2 separate regions of the Mus musculus genome follow, and region 2 is linked to region 1. A link is a loop called in an ENCODE intact Hi-C map of the cell type or tissue named here. Cell type or tissue: heart. All regions are shown on one strand.

What was found. A loop is a pair of places that touch in the nucleus more often than their neighbours do. Peaks named below come from ENCODE experiments on the same cell type or tissue, not always from the same donor. Only the 100,000 strongest peaks of a DNase experiment are listed, where the experiment ranks them.
Region 2: it touches region 1 in a loop (2.9-fold over the local background); 5 of 42 quality-filtered maps call a loop at or near these places.

What each region holds. Positions count from the first base shown.
Region 1 is chr6:6,294,668-6,302,667 of GRCm38, forward strand. The region is part of intron 1 of Gm20619 (predicted gene 20619); the gene reads left to right. Among named protein-coding and RNA genes, the nearest start is that of Gm34749, 25 kb to the right of the region's middle. In heart, no CTCF peak of the experiment used is centred here; DNase peaks (open chromatin) are centred at 4,734 and 6,524; H3K27ac peaks cover 1,342 bases.
Region 2 is chr6:6,179,625-6,187,624 of GRCm38, forward strand. Slc25a13 (solute carrier family 25 (mitochondrial carrier, adenine nucleotide translocator), member 13) reads right to left here. Exons shown (of 18, transcript NM_001177572.1): 3 at 1,347-1,489. Among named protein-coding and RNA genes, the nearest start is that of Slc25a13, 34 kb to the right of the region's middle. In heart, a CTCF peak has its summit at 4,066 (motif pointing right); DNase peaks (open chromatin) are centred at 4,287, 5,617 and 6,257; H3K4me3 peaks cover 631 bases; H3K27ac peaks cover 2,000 bases.

The DNA of each region.
Region 1 (8,000 bases):
TACTTCCATGAGAGCCAGACATGGTCCTTCTCTTTTGATGATGGTCCCTCGGAGCCAGAGTGATTGATACATCACTTAGAGAGGTCCAGCGCTCTGGACAGATCTGAGAGCGGTGTAGAACTTACAATTTAGTAAAAGAATGACCTGAAATATGACTTTCTCTTTAATCTAGATTACTTCAAAATTCTAGGAGAGATGCCTGGATCCTTTACTGTGGAGCTGTAAGTCTCGGCAGGTGACACTGAGCTAAGTTTTGACCTGATTTATAGGTGAAAGTAAGGAAAGATAATTTCACAATCTGATGCTTCCTCTGATGGTTCTCTTCTCTTCTCTTCTCTTCTCTTCTCTTCTCTTCTCTTCTCTTCTCTTCTCTTTCTCCTCTCCTCTCCTCTCCTCTCCTCTCCTCTCCTCTCCTCTCCTCTCTCCTCTCTCCTCTGTCTCTGTCTCTGTCTCTGTCTCTGTCTCTGTCTCTGTCTCTTCCCTTACTGCAGGCTCAAAAATATAGCACTGGAGAAATAAAGCAAATGTACAGGTGAGAAAAAATCCTGTGGAAGTATGCAGAAATTCTCCCCAGGGAGGGATGGAAATCACAGATGTCTTAGTCATCATCCAAATATTTACTAAGGTCAGGAATCTGTGCTGGTAAGTTTAGACATATGGTGGTAGATTTTATTTTCAAGGGCCTTTTAAGTTCAGAGGTGATATAAAAATGTAGAAGAATACAATGTAAGAAATAGAACACTTTGTTAGAAATAGAGGGAGAAATTGAAGGAGCACCTGAACCACCATGGTAAAGGAGTAAATACCGCTAAGGACCAGAAATGTCGGGAAAGAGGCTGGGAGTTGGTCCAGTGAGTGTCTTAAGGTTTCCATTGCTGAGAAGAGACACTATTACCAAGGCAACTCTTATAAAGTACAATATTTAATTGGGGCTGGCTTACAGGTTCAGAGGTTCAGCCCATTATCATCATGGCAGGAAGCATGGCAGCATCCATGGAGCTCAAGAAGGACCTGAGAGTATTGCATCCTGATTGGACTGCAGCAAGCAGAGACTGTCTTCCAGTCAGCTAGGAGGAGGGTCTCAAAGCCCACGCCCACAATGATACACTTCCTTCAACAAGGCCACACCCACTCCAACAAGATCACACCTCCTACTAGTGCCACTCCCTGGGCCAAGCATATTCAAACCACCACATTCCACTCCCTGGACCGCTAGGCTTGTTCAAACATATGAGTCTATAGGGGGGCATTCCTAGCCATAGTATAATACAAAATACATTTAGTCCAACTTCAAAAGTCTGTAACAGTCTCAACAATGTTAAAAGTCCACTGTTCAAAGTCTTTTTGAGATTCATTCAGTTACTTAACTGTAATCCCCTATAAAATCAAAATAAAAAAAGCAGATCACATACCCCCAACATCACAGGATATACATTATCATTCCAAAACACCATAGTGAGGAAATACTGGACCGAAGCAAGACCAAAGGCCAGCTGGACAAACTCCAAGCTCTGCATCTCCATGACCAATGTCAAAGTGTTTTTCAGGTCTTCAACTCCTTTCATCCTTTTTGACTGCTGTTGGCAGATTTGGCATTTAGCAGCAACAAACTTCATCCTCTTGGGCTGGTTCCAATCCCTGTATACAGCTTTCCTCAATAGGTATTCCATGGCTCTGGCATCTCTAACATCTAGGGGTATCCAAGGCAATGTCTAGGATACACACATGATATTTTGGATTCCACCAAAGGGCTTGGGTCACTTCTCCAGCTCTGTGCTTTGTAGCATTCTAGGCTCTGGTTGACTCCACTCCACTGCTGCTGTTGTTCTTTCTTAGTGATGATCTCACAGTACTGGCTTCTCCAATTCTCTGTAGTCTTCCACTGCAACCAGGCTTCAGCAATAAGGCTCTTATAGGCTTCTTTCATGGGCCGAGCTTCAACTCCTTTGCAGGATCCCTTCAGTCCTGGACCATCAACTACAACTGAGGCCATACCTTTACCAATGGCCTTCCATGCATCTCACAGTGCCAAGCCTAAACTGCTTTTCCATGACCCCTTCATGCCTTCAAAACCAGTATCACTTGGGTGATTCTTACATATTACCAAGTCCTGTTGAAGCACAAGGTAAAGCCTGGGCAATCTCTGGAACACAACTTCTTTGTGTTCTCGGAAAACATGTCCCAGAAAATTTCACCTTGGTGAAATCACCTTCTTAATCACTGCTAATTTCTTAGCTCCAGCTAACCAGCATCAATGGCACTAGTAGTCCCTCCTATTCTTGCATCTTTACAGCTAGAGCTATGTGGCAGAAGCTGCTGAGTCCTGCTGCTTGCTGAGACTGGAGCATGGGCTTCTTGTTCTATTACATTATCTCCAGCTTTCTGTTTCCCAACTCATTTACTGCCTAAGCTTGACTGTTCTGGAACTTGCTGTACAGATTGACCCGGAACTCAGAGATCCACATGGCTCAGTTTTCTGAATGCTGGGATTAAAGGTATGTACCACCATGCCTGGATCTAAGCTTTTCTCTACTTGGAACTTGCTCTGTCACCCTAGGTTCTGCTGGCCTAGAAGTTTTGGTTCCAGAGCAGGGAGTGTTCCTGCCAGGAGTATTGAACTGGAAGCTCAGACTTCTTCCTGGTGATTTTGGACTTCTAATGCCTTTAAACCAACAGGCTAAGAAAGGAATACCAGTGTTAGAAGGGGTGATAGATCCAGATCATTATGGGGAAATTGGATTGCCTCTCCACAGTTGAAGTAAGAAGAATTCTATCTGGAGTGGGAGATCTTAGTACAGCCATTTCTTGTGGTTAAAGTACTACCATGTCATGTGATTAAAGTCAATAGGAAACTACAAGAGCCTAATCCAAGTATATTCAAATCATCCCAGTGGGTAAGGTGCTTGCCTTACAAGCTCATAACTGAGTTTGATCCTCAGAATGCACATAAAAAGTGCTGGGTCCAGTGCTGTGTTCTTATAATCCCACAGTTGAGGAGGCAGAAACAGGGGAGTCTCTCCAGCTCACTGGCCTGTTACTGCAGCCTGCCCTAAGAACTCCAGGCCAATGAGAGGGCATCTCAATGGAGGTGGGTGGCTTTCCTGGGGATGACAACTAACAATTAACTCTGACTTCCCCATGTATACCATCACACCACAAACATGCACACACATTAAAAAAAAAAAAGTCAGGAAAGAACATGCAAATGGAAAGTGCTTAATGAAGAGAGGCCGACTGAAGGTGAAAGGCCTCTGAAAGTGGTAGAAGGCCTCCATTATGACGTGAGGATAGTAGACAGATACACTAGCTCTGATTGGGTGCTAAACCCAAGAATTATAATTTAAGGACTGTGTGATCTTTTGAGCATCTCAGAGCTGTATGGAATCTTAAATACTGAATTGTTCTATGGGTAAAAGTGGCCTGCCTTTGCCACATGGTCAGTGTCTTTTTTTTTTTTTGTAACTTTTAAATTTTTATTTAATCAATTTATTTTACTTTTCACCTATGAATGTTTTACCTTTTGGATCCTCTACAACTGAGGTTACAGATGGTTGTGAGCCACCATATGGGGTTGGTGATAAAACCTGGGTCTTCTAAAGGAGTAGCAAGTGCTCTTAACCACTGAGCCATCTTTCCATTCCATGTGGTCAGCATCTTTATGATAAAAAGTTAAATCATGTTCCTAATGACATAATGAAGTGATGAAAAGTTTAGAGTTACTGGGTAGATTTTAATTGACCTTAAAATACATACAAAAGGAAGCTTTTTGTCTAATGGTGGGTCATCAAGCAGGATGAGGTCACAGTGAAGCCAAGATTTGTGGTCATGCCCACGTTGGGCTTCAGAGCTCATTCACATGAAGATCTGGGCATATCTCTCACCGCTCTGAACTCCCGCTTCCTTAGCTCTAAGATGATGTCTATACAGAACCTCTCTACTTTCCTAGATCCTTACAAGAACTGAATTAAACGAGAGGGCTTATCTAAGTCCACGCTTTGTTCTTCTTCAACAGCAGGAATGTCTTGAGTCTTTGGCCCTTCATCCTCCAGTCTCTAACACACATCCAGCAGGCATCTGACAGATTATGTTACATTGCATGTTAGGCACAAGGCCCTGAGTTGGATCCCCAGCACTGCATAAATCGATGGAGTGTCACATGCCTATAACGACAGCACTTTGGGGACAGAGGCATGAGCAGCAGAGGTTCAAGGTCATCTTTGGTTGCCCAGCAAACCTGAGGCCAGACTAGACTACATAAGACACTGTCTCAATTTAAAAAAAAAAAAAAAGGTTAGATTGTGTTGCTCTTTAAGCAAGCCACTCTCTGTTGCTTGAACCTCTTTAATGAGTGTGAGCTAGACCGTCCCAGAGGGCACTTCCTCCTTAGGCCCATCATACCGGATCAAGCTGCCCTTCTCTGATGAAGTACAGCATTGTCTTCCTCAGCTGCAGCCACTGAACCAATGATTCCATTATATCATGTGGCTTTCCTTTGGCCCCCATTCATTAATATCCATGCAATGTCATTTGTCCTATGAAGGGATTTGCCATTCAGTATTGCAAGGTCTGTTCTGTGTTAGTTAACAACTACCCACAGTGGGCAGCTTAGCACACTGCTCAGCAGGAAATCACATTGCAAATGATTTGTTTTATTTTAGTCCTGTCATCCCGGGTAGCTCTGCATTGCTTTATCTGAGCTTGCGAAACAGCCCTGAATGTGAGCAGTCAGAATCAAGTCATGTTCTCACCCTTCAATGCGCTTGGCACGTTTTCTTTCCGGACACATCCAGTGGATACTGTGCAGACCTTCTCCAGCTAATCTCAGGAAGGCTGAAGTTTTTAGACGGCTACCCTTCATATTTAGGGGTAAGTGGCAAGTGCAGGAAATGCTTCCTTCTGTTTGGGTTGTGTTTTCTTAGCGTGGGGAGGAATTATAACGTAATGGGATTGATTAATGACCCCGACAGGAGACACAGCCCTGGAGCTGGAAGTGAGTGAGCAGAGTGCCTAGTTTGCTTTTCAACCTCCCAAGATCTTTAGCAGCTATACAGCGCTTACCTCCCCAACTTACTTTGCGGAGTAGATTCTGTAGTTTTAAAATGTGCTTTGCATGGAAGGCCCAGTGCTCTCTGTAGAAGTCTCTGGGGATGGTTACCTCCAAAATAAAATGATAACGGTGCCTCATCTCGCGGAGAACATTTGAATTTGCTTGGAGTCACTTTTAAAAGTGTTATCACTTCATCTGCTGATATATTAGATATAGTTGTTAATAGAATTTTACTAATTAATAGATAGCCTCAATGCAAAAAGATAAGACATTGACTGCTCTTTAGGAAAAAAAAATGTTGTAAGCTGTAGCAAACTACTCTCATGGAGATTTCTTTGTGGTAGTAGAGATAGCAACCCATGAGGAATTAAATGAAAAGATAAACTGTGTGTGATTGCTTCACCAGCCACAGTGTGGGGTGAAATCTGGCTGTTTAAAGCTATGGGAAGTGACAAGGGGCCTGCTTTGGGTTGGGCAGCCAGGTGAGGTTACTCTGAAGACCATTAGAACAGAAGCTTGATGGGAGAGAGGAAGAATGTGAATGGGTAAACCTGGAAAAGGCAGTTCAGACAGATGGACAATGGAGTGTGGGATTGCGGTAGAGAATGTGATCTCTGTAGTTTAGCTGAAAATCCCAGTTCTGTGCCTTGATTAGTTTTCATTGTCAATGTGACCTGGGAAGAAGGAACTGCAACTGAGATCCTGATCACATTAGCATGTTGGCCTGACTGTGAGGCATTTTCTTTATCTCTGATGTAAGAGACCCCAGCCCACTGTTGGGGGTGCCATTCCCTATACAGGAGGACCTGAGCTGTGTAAAGCCCTGGTGAAGCATCAGCCTGTGACTGAGCTAGAGAGTGAGTAAATAGCATTCCTCCATGCTTTTTGCTTCAGTTCCACTTGAATTTCTGTCCCAACGTCCCTTCAATGGCTTGTAACCTGGAAGTGTAACCAAAATAAGACATTTTCTCCCTTAAGTTGCCTTTGGTCAGAATGTTTTATCATAGTAACAAAAAAGCAAACCAGAACACTCTGGGGCTTCCCTTTCTGCAGGAAACAGTAAAGACAGTGGAATTTACTGAGACGTTTCTGTGCACTGAGCATGTGCAAGATCTTGGGTTCAGTTCTCAACACAACAGACATGACAAAAGTGAAGCAAACAGGAAAAGCCAGCACCTACCTCCTGTGTGTCAGTTAACACGTGGAGCCTTTCTACACTTATTTTTGTGTTGAATTCTCTCATCAGCTCTGCAGCACTCACATGATCCTTAAATCCACCCTACCGGCAAAGAATGAGACGTGGAGGGTTCAGGGTGGCGCCAGGATTCAACCACTCAAGCTTGAGTCAAGAGCCAGTTGTATTAATACCACATAAAACTTGGGATGCACAGTGCCAGCTGTGGGGACGATGGGGTTTTCTGTACTTGGAAGTTTTTCCCTCCCCTGCCAGTGACCTTCTCTCTTCCAACTCTCCTTTGGGACATTTGGAGGTGGTTTGGAATGGCAGTTAGCCATGGTCTGCCACCTCTTGTTCTGGAGTCTTTCCTACAAACATCACTCCTAGCTCCCAAGCCTTGGCAAACACCCACCTTGGTTTAGGTAAGGTGACACACTAGGCTCATTAGAAATGCCAATGGACTCACATTCGGTAAAAGCAGTGGCAGCTGATAAGTCAGACTTTGCATGGGAACAGCTGTGTGACCTAGGCCAAGTAGTGGAATCCCTGCACCTGTGTTCTCCTGTGTAAAACCGATTCATCACATGTCACCTGTAGACCTTGCTGACGTGGTTTCTCTGTGTAAACCAAATGAGGTCACAGGGGACATGACGTCAACTATATAATTAAAACATAAGTAGCACTTGAGCATTAGAAAGTGATCAAAGCATGCAAACTTATCTTCTGGTCCCTAGCGTATGTATCACTGGGATAAACTTCTGGGCTTGCTTTGTATTTCTATTTCTGATCTTAGGGGTCCATGTTGCTGCGTATTCTTCAAATCACATCTCTCTGATCAAACAAAAATAAAACAAAACTATCTCTTGGATTTTCATCATCAGTTTAAAACTTGCTTTTCTAGAACCTGAATCAATTAGAGCAATTCCTACCTTTGGAATTGAAGCTATGCAACTCTGTGATTTCTGAAACCACATGTATTTACTGTATTGTAGAGAATAATGTTACCCAGAAATCTCGGTGGAATGAGTTTTGTTTTGTTTTAATTGTTTTAATTTTGCTATGGAATCTTACTGTGTTGCTCAGACTGGGCTGTAGCTCACACTCCTCCTGTCTCAGCCTCCCCTGTACTGAGATTATAGGTATATATCACTAAGCCCAGGTGCAATTATAATTAAGCTGACTGATTCTGGTCTAACTCTAAAGAAAATATATATTAGAAACCTATCTCTCTGTTTATTCTATAGAAAATATTTTTGAAGTATCAGTTTATAGCTCAGTGTGGTTTGCAGATTCTCCATTGTGTATATAAGTCTATGCATGTACATGCATATGCAGACATGCTATGTATAGCAGACTGACCATTCTGAGTATCTCTGCTGAAAACAATGTGGTACAGTGTGGTACACTCAGCTTTCTACAGCAAATCAGTGAGGTCAAGGTGAACGGAGTCTAAGACCAGTGAAGACCCCATCATATATTAAAATGATGTCCAAAGCTGTAAAGTGGTTAAGGGACTTGATGCTAATTCCCTTGGGAAGGGAGCCTGGCTTGATCACTTAGCTCTGAGGCAGGGGAGAAATTGCTTATTTTCTTTGAATCCCTCATTTTTCACTGGCAAAATGAAGGTAGTATGGAGACCCACTCCTCAGAGTGTTCTAGTAAAGGCAGGGCTGGCCTGCTGAGTATTTTCACTGTAAAGACTACCCGTTGGCTATGACAAGAGCTAAGTCTAACACACTCCCTTCCACTGACTCACGGAAACAGATCTCTTACTAT
Region 2 (8,000 bases), 120 kb before region 1:
GGTTTTGGGCACTGTGGCGTTATGGTTAAGAAAGCCACAAGTGTACTTGAAAATTGCTAAGGGAGATTTAAATATTCTGAATGCAAAACAAAATATGCACATAGTGTAATAGATATGTTAGTTTCTACAATCAATATGTACTTTAGCATATGTTATAAATAATAATATTCTTTAATCAATTAAATATAAATTAACCCACCACTAAGCAGGCAGAGGCAGGAGGATCTCTGAGATCGAAGCCAGCCTGGTCTACAGGGTGAGTTCCAGTCAGCCTGGCTACACAGAGAAATCTTCTCTCAAAAAATAATAAGATATACAGACAGACACATATAAATTCCTAGGTCTCATAACATCTCACCAATTACAACAGCCTCATCAAGCTATAAACAAGTCTTACAAACATGGAAATCTTCTCTCAAAAAATAATAATAAATAGAATAAACTTTACTACATATTTGAAGACAAGACAGAGCAAAAGTGTATATTACAGTTGAGAAACCCAGAATTTCTAAATGAAGGTGTCAACAAGGCCATCCAGAACCTCTCTCCTGAGGCTCTTTGGGAACTCCATCTGAGGCAGGCTTGAGTGGCTGCAGACACTCGGTTGTGAGTGTACCACTCAGACTCCAGCCTCGTAGTAATATCACACCTGGTCCCTGTGTCAAATCTCCCGCTGCCCCCATCATCAAAGGCTCTTGTAATGGAAATTAGGTCCACCCAGATAACACAAGATAACATTTTCCTGTCAAAATGCTTAACTATACCAGTCCCCTAGATTCTGCCTCCAAATATGGTAAGATTTGCCAATTCCAGAGGAAACACAGAGGAAACTGGTCATTGGGACAAAGCAAAGGGTGCCCTGCAAACTTTTGCCTGATTGGTTCTATGCAGTAGAGACTCAACTCTAGCCAGCCTGACTTGGTAACTTGGAATCATCAGAATTTTCTATCTCTCATTTTCATACCATTTAAGCATACATGAAACTTTAAAGACAATTTAGACAAAGAGACAATCATAGAAGTTATGTCCATAGAGTCATGTTGAAGTTCATAACTTTACAGCTATCTTGAGATATACAAACAGACACATATAAATTCCTAGGTCTCATAACATCTCATCAATTACAACAGCCTCATCAAGCTATAAACAAGTCTTACAAACATAGAGTCCACAACTCTGAAACAATGCTTGAAGAAATACTGAGATATCATGTCTAAAATGATGGATTAATAGGTAGAAGAAACAGTTTTGGTCATATAGAGGGTGCATACATATAGTGACTTCTTTACCATTAAGCAAAAGAAAGTTGGTGTGAGCAAAAGGAAGGTATTTAGAAGTACACATACCCATCTTTGGTCTGATCCACTACACCACTTAAAAGTTCCACAGTTTTCGGGTTGGGCTGGCTTTCTCCAAAAATATTCAAATACCGAGTGACAAAGTCATGAGGAGACATAAAAAATTCACCATTTTTTTCAATGCTCGCATACTGTCGAAAGAGGAGGGAAGAGGTAAGAAAGTTATTTAGTATCTCCGATTCTTAAACATATATGACCACACAACCAATAGTGGAAGGCCATGACCATTCAAAAGATAAAAATCATACAGCCTAGTAACATCTTCAATTATCATCTGTCACTTTAAAGAAAAAAATTTAAGGAGTCAAATTTTATGCTCACCAGAAGCTCTCAACAATGGCTTTTGGGGGACCTGTGGCAATGTCTGGTAACAGTTTTCATTGTTATGACTTGGAGAGAGGGAATTTGTCACTAGCAAATATAAAATAATGCCCGACAGAGGTCTCATTAGGAAGCCCAGGTGACCCCAACCTCAAGACCTCTCTACCTCAGTCCTCCATCGCGATTACAGGCATGCGCACTAAGCTTAAGGATGTGTCCTTGTTAAAGTGAGATCAATTGTGAGGTATTAACTATCCTTCCATAGAGCTGGCAGTGAACGTCTTGCATTCCTGTGTAACAAAGCCCAATTCAATGCAAAGAGAAACAAAACTGATGTTCAGCCGACCTGAAGCCGTCAGAGCGACCTCTTACTCTGGTTTTCTATTTTAGCCCTTCAAATGTATTTTGTTTATTTTGGCTCCTACCAAGCAATTTATAGATGTGGAGCCCCAGATGGCTTGGGGTCAGATGCTACCCAATCCCTAAGTCCATGGCTGCTCAAATAATTCACTCAAATGCTTACAGTCCCTGAGAAAAGAAGACAAACTGGGCTGAGGAGCTGCCGTGGAGCCACGGGCATCCTCTGTGATGTTGGAAGCAGGTTTAGATTGCTGCACTAGGCAATGCCCTAGTCTCAGCATCACACAGGGGCTCGCAAGCACGGGACTCCCTTCATGGTGTTCTAGGACTCGGTTCACTTTAGGCCAAAAGGAGCAGGCTGTGTCTTGTTTCTGGGCACACCCAGCTTGTGGGAAATGCTGAAAATAAACACGAGGATGCAGCATCCTCGATGAGGAGAACCAGACCTCCTGATTTTCAAGATGAAAGAGAGGAGCATAAGGTACCTGAGGGCAGGGGTTACTAAGTGACCAGAATCACACTGGCAGCAGCAGGGTGATGAGGGGCACGGTGTAATGAAGAGCAGTACCAGGTTGTGTAGGCTGCGGGGTCTGGCTCTACCCGATTCCACCTGAACATACTGGGAGTTAAATAAAGCTTTCTGGGCTCTGATGATTCATGTGCAGAATGGGTGTAATAATATTACCAGCCCCATATGGCTGATGCATGGAGCGGATGAGATAACAACACACACTATGAACGATGCCCAGAACACAGTAAGCACACTTCTGGTTTTGCTTTTTTATTACATATATGTATGTATGCATCTATGTGCATATGTATCCACATATGTATGCACATAGATGCATGCCACAGCACTCATATGGAGGTTGGAGGAGAACTCGTGGAAGTCCGTTGTCTCCTTTCCACCATGTAGAGTTGGGGGGTGGAACTCAGACTGTGCCTTTGTATCAAACACCTTTACCTGCTGATCCATTCTGCTGGCCCACTTTTTTGCTTATCTAATTCATTTCTTTAACCCACCGTTTCACTGAGTGAGATCTGCTGCTGGTATCAAACCAGGTCAAGGATGCAATGAGGGTTTTCTTCCATCGCTAGCGACCTGGTCCGAGGCACTGCCTAAGGGAAGTCATGGCAAAATGCTAGGATACTATCTTCGAAGTATATTTCTCAGATAACAGTACAAAACAGAGACAGCCCAGCGATGCCACCATCCTTCACTGGCATTTACTTTAATTTGCAGGGAATGGACAGAAGAAAGAATTCATTGTTATTTTTTTCCCTAAATGAGGACAAACAAGCTTGAAATGGAAGTGGCCTGTCATCGAGAATGATAGCAATCCTATGGTTGGTTATACGAGGTTTCCCTATGATAGTGATTAATTTACCTTAGAATACAACTTAACTTTTCCCCTGCTGGTACACATTTAGATTCTTTCCAGTCTGGGTTATTTTGTACAAAAACCTAAGATAGCCATTCTTATATATAACATTTGTCCCAATTCCTATTTTCAAAGAACAGACTCCCTGAAAGAAGAAATTGTTGAGTTAAAGGACAGGAACCTTCAGGCGCTCGTCGCTTATTATCACGCTGTTCTCCGGAAACGATTGTACCAATCGCTCTGCCACCCACAGCGCCAGAACGTGCTCTCGTCCCTTCTGAGGTCATATTTGTTTCAAATACTTTTCCAGTTTGACATTTTTATGTAATTCAGTCTAGAGGGCTTTTTTTTTTCCTTTGCCAATCCTTCCATTGCTTTCCTGACCTTGGAAACGCAGTCCCTTCTCATGTCAAGAAGAAATCCCAACACAGTTTCTCTCCTGACCTTTGACCAGATCCGTATTTAGCATTAGGCTCCCGGATATCAGAGCTCTGTTTCTGTATGTTTTGTGACATGAGAATATTCCGACTTTTCCCAATCTATATTGGCTATTCCAGGCCCACAAACCATGTCTTCCCCGACCCTGCCCTGCTCTTTAAGATGCAGGCTTTTCACTGATAAATTAACAGATGACCACCAGGGAGCACAGTGAGAAGCTGACTCCACCTGCAGCTTCAGTTCTCAGAGGCTGGAAAGGCTTCCTGGGGCCGGAGTGTACTCTGGGGCCGCCAGGCACAGCACCAAGAATGTGTCATGGATCGGCAGTTCTGAGCGATGGGAGACAGTCCAAGACCACCCTATCTTGTTGACCTGTCTGTCCTTGCAAGATAACAATGACTCTTGCTTGCGGCAACTGCAGGGAGGGCCCTGTCAGGACAGGACTTTTTTTGGCTGTGTTCTTTCCCACTGTTGTTTCCGCAGATTCCCAGACTGCTGAATGGGGCTCGAGAAACCCTTTCCCGATGAGAGAAGGGTTCAGAACGCTGCATCACTTTTCTCCTGGAGCTTTTCTTAGCCTGATGGTTATCCTTTGCATTTTCTCCAAATGATCCTGGGAATCATTGTCAAGTTGTGAACCGGAAACTCAATCGTCCCCGGAAATGCAAGCTCAAGCCGCTCACTCTCAAGATAATGAGGGATAATGAAAGTTGGCAAAAACACAGAACATTCCCACATGCTGGAGGTGTAAGAAGAAACTGATGGAGCTGGTGAGGTGGCTCAGCGGCCAGGAGCACTGGCTGCTCTTCCGCAGGACCCGGGTTCAATTCCCAGAACCTACATGCCAGCTCACAACTCTCTGTAACTCAAGTTTAGAGAATCACAGACATGCATGCAAGCAAAAATACCAATGCACACAAAAATGGATATTTTTTAAAAATATTTTAAAAATATAATATTTTTTAAAAATATTATACTTGTGTGTGTATGTATATGTATATGTATATACATGCATGTATATGTGTATACATATGTGTGTATTTATATATGTGAATAAACTGACAAACCATTTTAGAAAACTGCTAAGCAATATCTACTGTAACTGTGCTAACATGACTATAGACAGCAATTTCAATCATAAGGAAATCTATAACAAAATGTACATGGACTATAATACCAAAAAGTTTGAGTATTCACAGCAACTTATCTTAGGATGACAAAAATGCTTTAAAAACAAAAACAAGGGGGCTGGTGAGATGGCTCAGTGGGTAAGAGCACCCGACTGCTCTTCCGAAGGTCAGGAGTTCAAATCCCAGCAACCACATGGTGGCTCACAACCATCCGATCACGAGATCTGACTCCCTCTTCTGGAGTGTCTGAAGACAGCTACAGTGTACTTACATATAATAAATAAATAAATAAATCTTAAAAAAACAAAAACAAAAACAAAAAAGCAACAGTCCAGAGATCACTCAATGACTGGATACTTAATTGACTGTCATATAGTCACACAATAAAATACAATGCAGCAATAAACTAACTCACTCCACCACCCACCACACATAAAATCAGGGTTGGAGGTAGAGGTCAGTGGAAGAGTGAAAGCCTGTGTTGACACAGGCCTAGAGCTCAGCAAGAAGTAACAGAGTAGACACAGACCACATTACTATACTTATCCTGCAATGAAATAAAGGCCTGAACTAAGGTGTCATGAGAGAATCCAGCCAGTTAGCTTTGGGGGCGTGGTGACTGACTAGCACAGGGAGCAAGGAACTTCTGGGTGCTAGTGCCATGGGCTGAACGCTCACTCTGTAAATAACCACGGCGATGTGTGCTGAGGATACATGAACCAGACTCAGACCAACTGTCACACTATCACTGAGGAATTTGTATTGCCCTCACTTGTTTAGAGGTGATAAAAGAGGTCTCCTCTTAAATGACATGTTAATTTGGATGCAGAATACAGTTGTGCTCAGTTTAGAACAAAGCAGTCCACCAAAGCAGGAATGACCCACTCTGGGGTTCAAGTAAATACATCAAAGGTTGTCTCTTGGACTCATGGACAGAGGCCAACTACGATAAAAGCATAAACTAGGGATGTTGACAAGGCAGCTTGGTTGTCCTTGAAGCAAGGAACAAGGGTCACTGCTGGGGAAGACACACTTCCAGCTGCCACAGCTCTAGAATACCTTTCAATACCTCTGACGATATTCTTCGGAAGGCTTTTCTAATTCTTTAAACACTCATCAACTGTGGTAACACTGAATGAGGATAGTAGCAGACAGACTCAGAAAAGGAACCTGTCCCTGCAGTGCCGATTCCACCAGGACTGGAGTCCTATCTAGCTTGCTCTCCACTAGTAATTTTAACAAAGCCTGTGAGTGGTGACCTGGGTCAGAGCCCTTATCATCTGGCCACTTGTGTTTACCAGGTGTCATTCACTGAACCCTGGGGCTGAAAGACAAATTCTCCTGGACACCCTTTCAGTCAGAGACTCCCTGGACACACCGTACACCAGGTCCTGTCACCGGCCAGCCTTTACCTTGATTCCCTGTTCCAAGGACAGAATAACACAAAACAGGGAATAAAAAAAATTAATAATTTAAAACTTACATTAACTGAAGATGCGTATTACAGCATGTAGGTGAATTACAGTAAATACTCAACAAAGAGATAAGGAAAGTACATGTGAAAATGTACAACCCAGTGTGGCAAATACTCAGTTAGATTAAGGGCTAATCATGTACACATTTGCTTTATAATCTTATTTCTGTTTGAAATTGTCACAATAAAAAATGAAAAATCTAAGAATCCTGAAGCTTTAATTTAAACAAATTTCTATTATTAAAAATTTTAAATTTAAATAATTTTTCAACTAACCAGAAAAAAGGGGTGTTGTTTTATAAAAATAAGTCTCAATTGCTCGCATAAATGTGAGAAATACACTTCCACATTCCAACCAAAATACACAGACAAGAGCGACCCAAGCTTCAGAGCCCGCCATGAGCTACATCTAAAAATTTCTCTTAAAAATATAGTGCAAAAGCCAGGAGTGAAGACATCGTTAATCCCAGCACTTGGGAGGCAGAGGCAGCTGATCTCTCTGAGGCAGGCGCTCTACAGAGTGAGCTCTAGGACAGCCAGAGCTATAGGGTTTTGAAACCCTGTCTGGAAAAACCAAAACCAAAACCAAAACCAAAACCAAAACCAAAACCAAACAAAACAAGAACTACAAAAAGAACACTAGTGCAAGCTAAAGGAAACCTGCAGATAGGAGGCCATGCAACAGGAGCGAGGGCTAGCACTCCTTTGGTAAGGTGCTTGCCAGGAATGTTTTGGGCAGACTTCAATACCAGGCACCATAAAAATGAGGAGTGGGGAAGACCTACTCATTACAATGTTGCATGATAGTTAATCAGAAATGGCAACTAAATAGACAGTAATGAAGAATGACTAGATAAAGCAGCATACAACGACGAAAATTAAGAATGTCGTAGTTTTAAAACTTATAGAAAAATAGTTATAACTTAACCCGTGTTATGTTAGACGGAGGGACCTTAACAAGGCAGTATTTGTATAGTTTTCCTCCTGTTAAGAAAAACAACTGAAAGAGAGAGCAAGAGATGAAGAGGGAAAAGAAAGAAGGGCAGAGGAGAAAGAGAGACATCCGTGTCTGTGCGGAAATCCAAGACAGTTGTCTTTATGCATCTGCCTTCTGAATCTTCAACAATGAAAAAAATTGATCGTAAGAAAAAAGTCCCTCAAACGGGAACTAAATGGAGTTTTCCTACAAACGTTTCCTGGTGTGTGCCATGCTTCAGTTGCCAGCCCAGACCTGAAACTCCACAAAGAGCTCACATCCTCCCTGCTGTGCCTGGCCCCTGCCACATCAGAAATGGAATCGCTCTAGACTCTTACTCATAAAGATTACACCTCTCCCACACTCCACACTCTGGAGGTACTGGTCTCATCCTGCCCTGCCCTCTGTGTGTGTGTGTGTGTGTGTGTGTGTGTGTGTGTGTGTGTGTGTGTGTGTGTGTCTGTTCTGCTACTGAACACTCAGGGCATGTACACTGTGGCCATATTCACACAGCCAGCCCCCACCATTATCAAAGATTGATTAGGCTCCGCACCCTTGAGC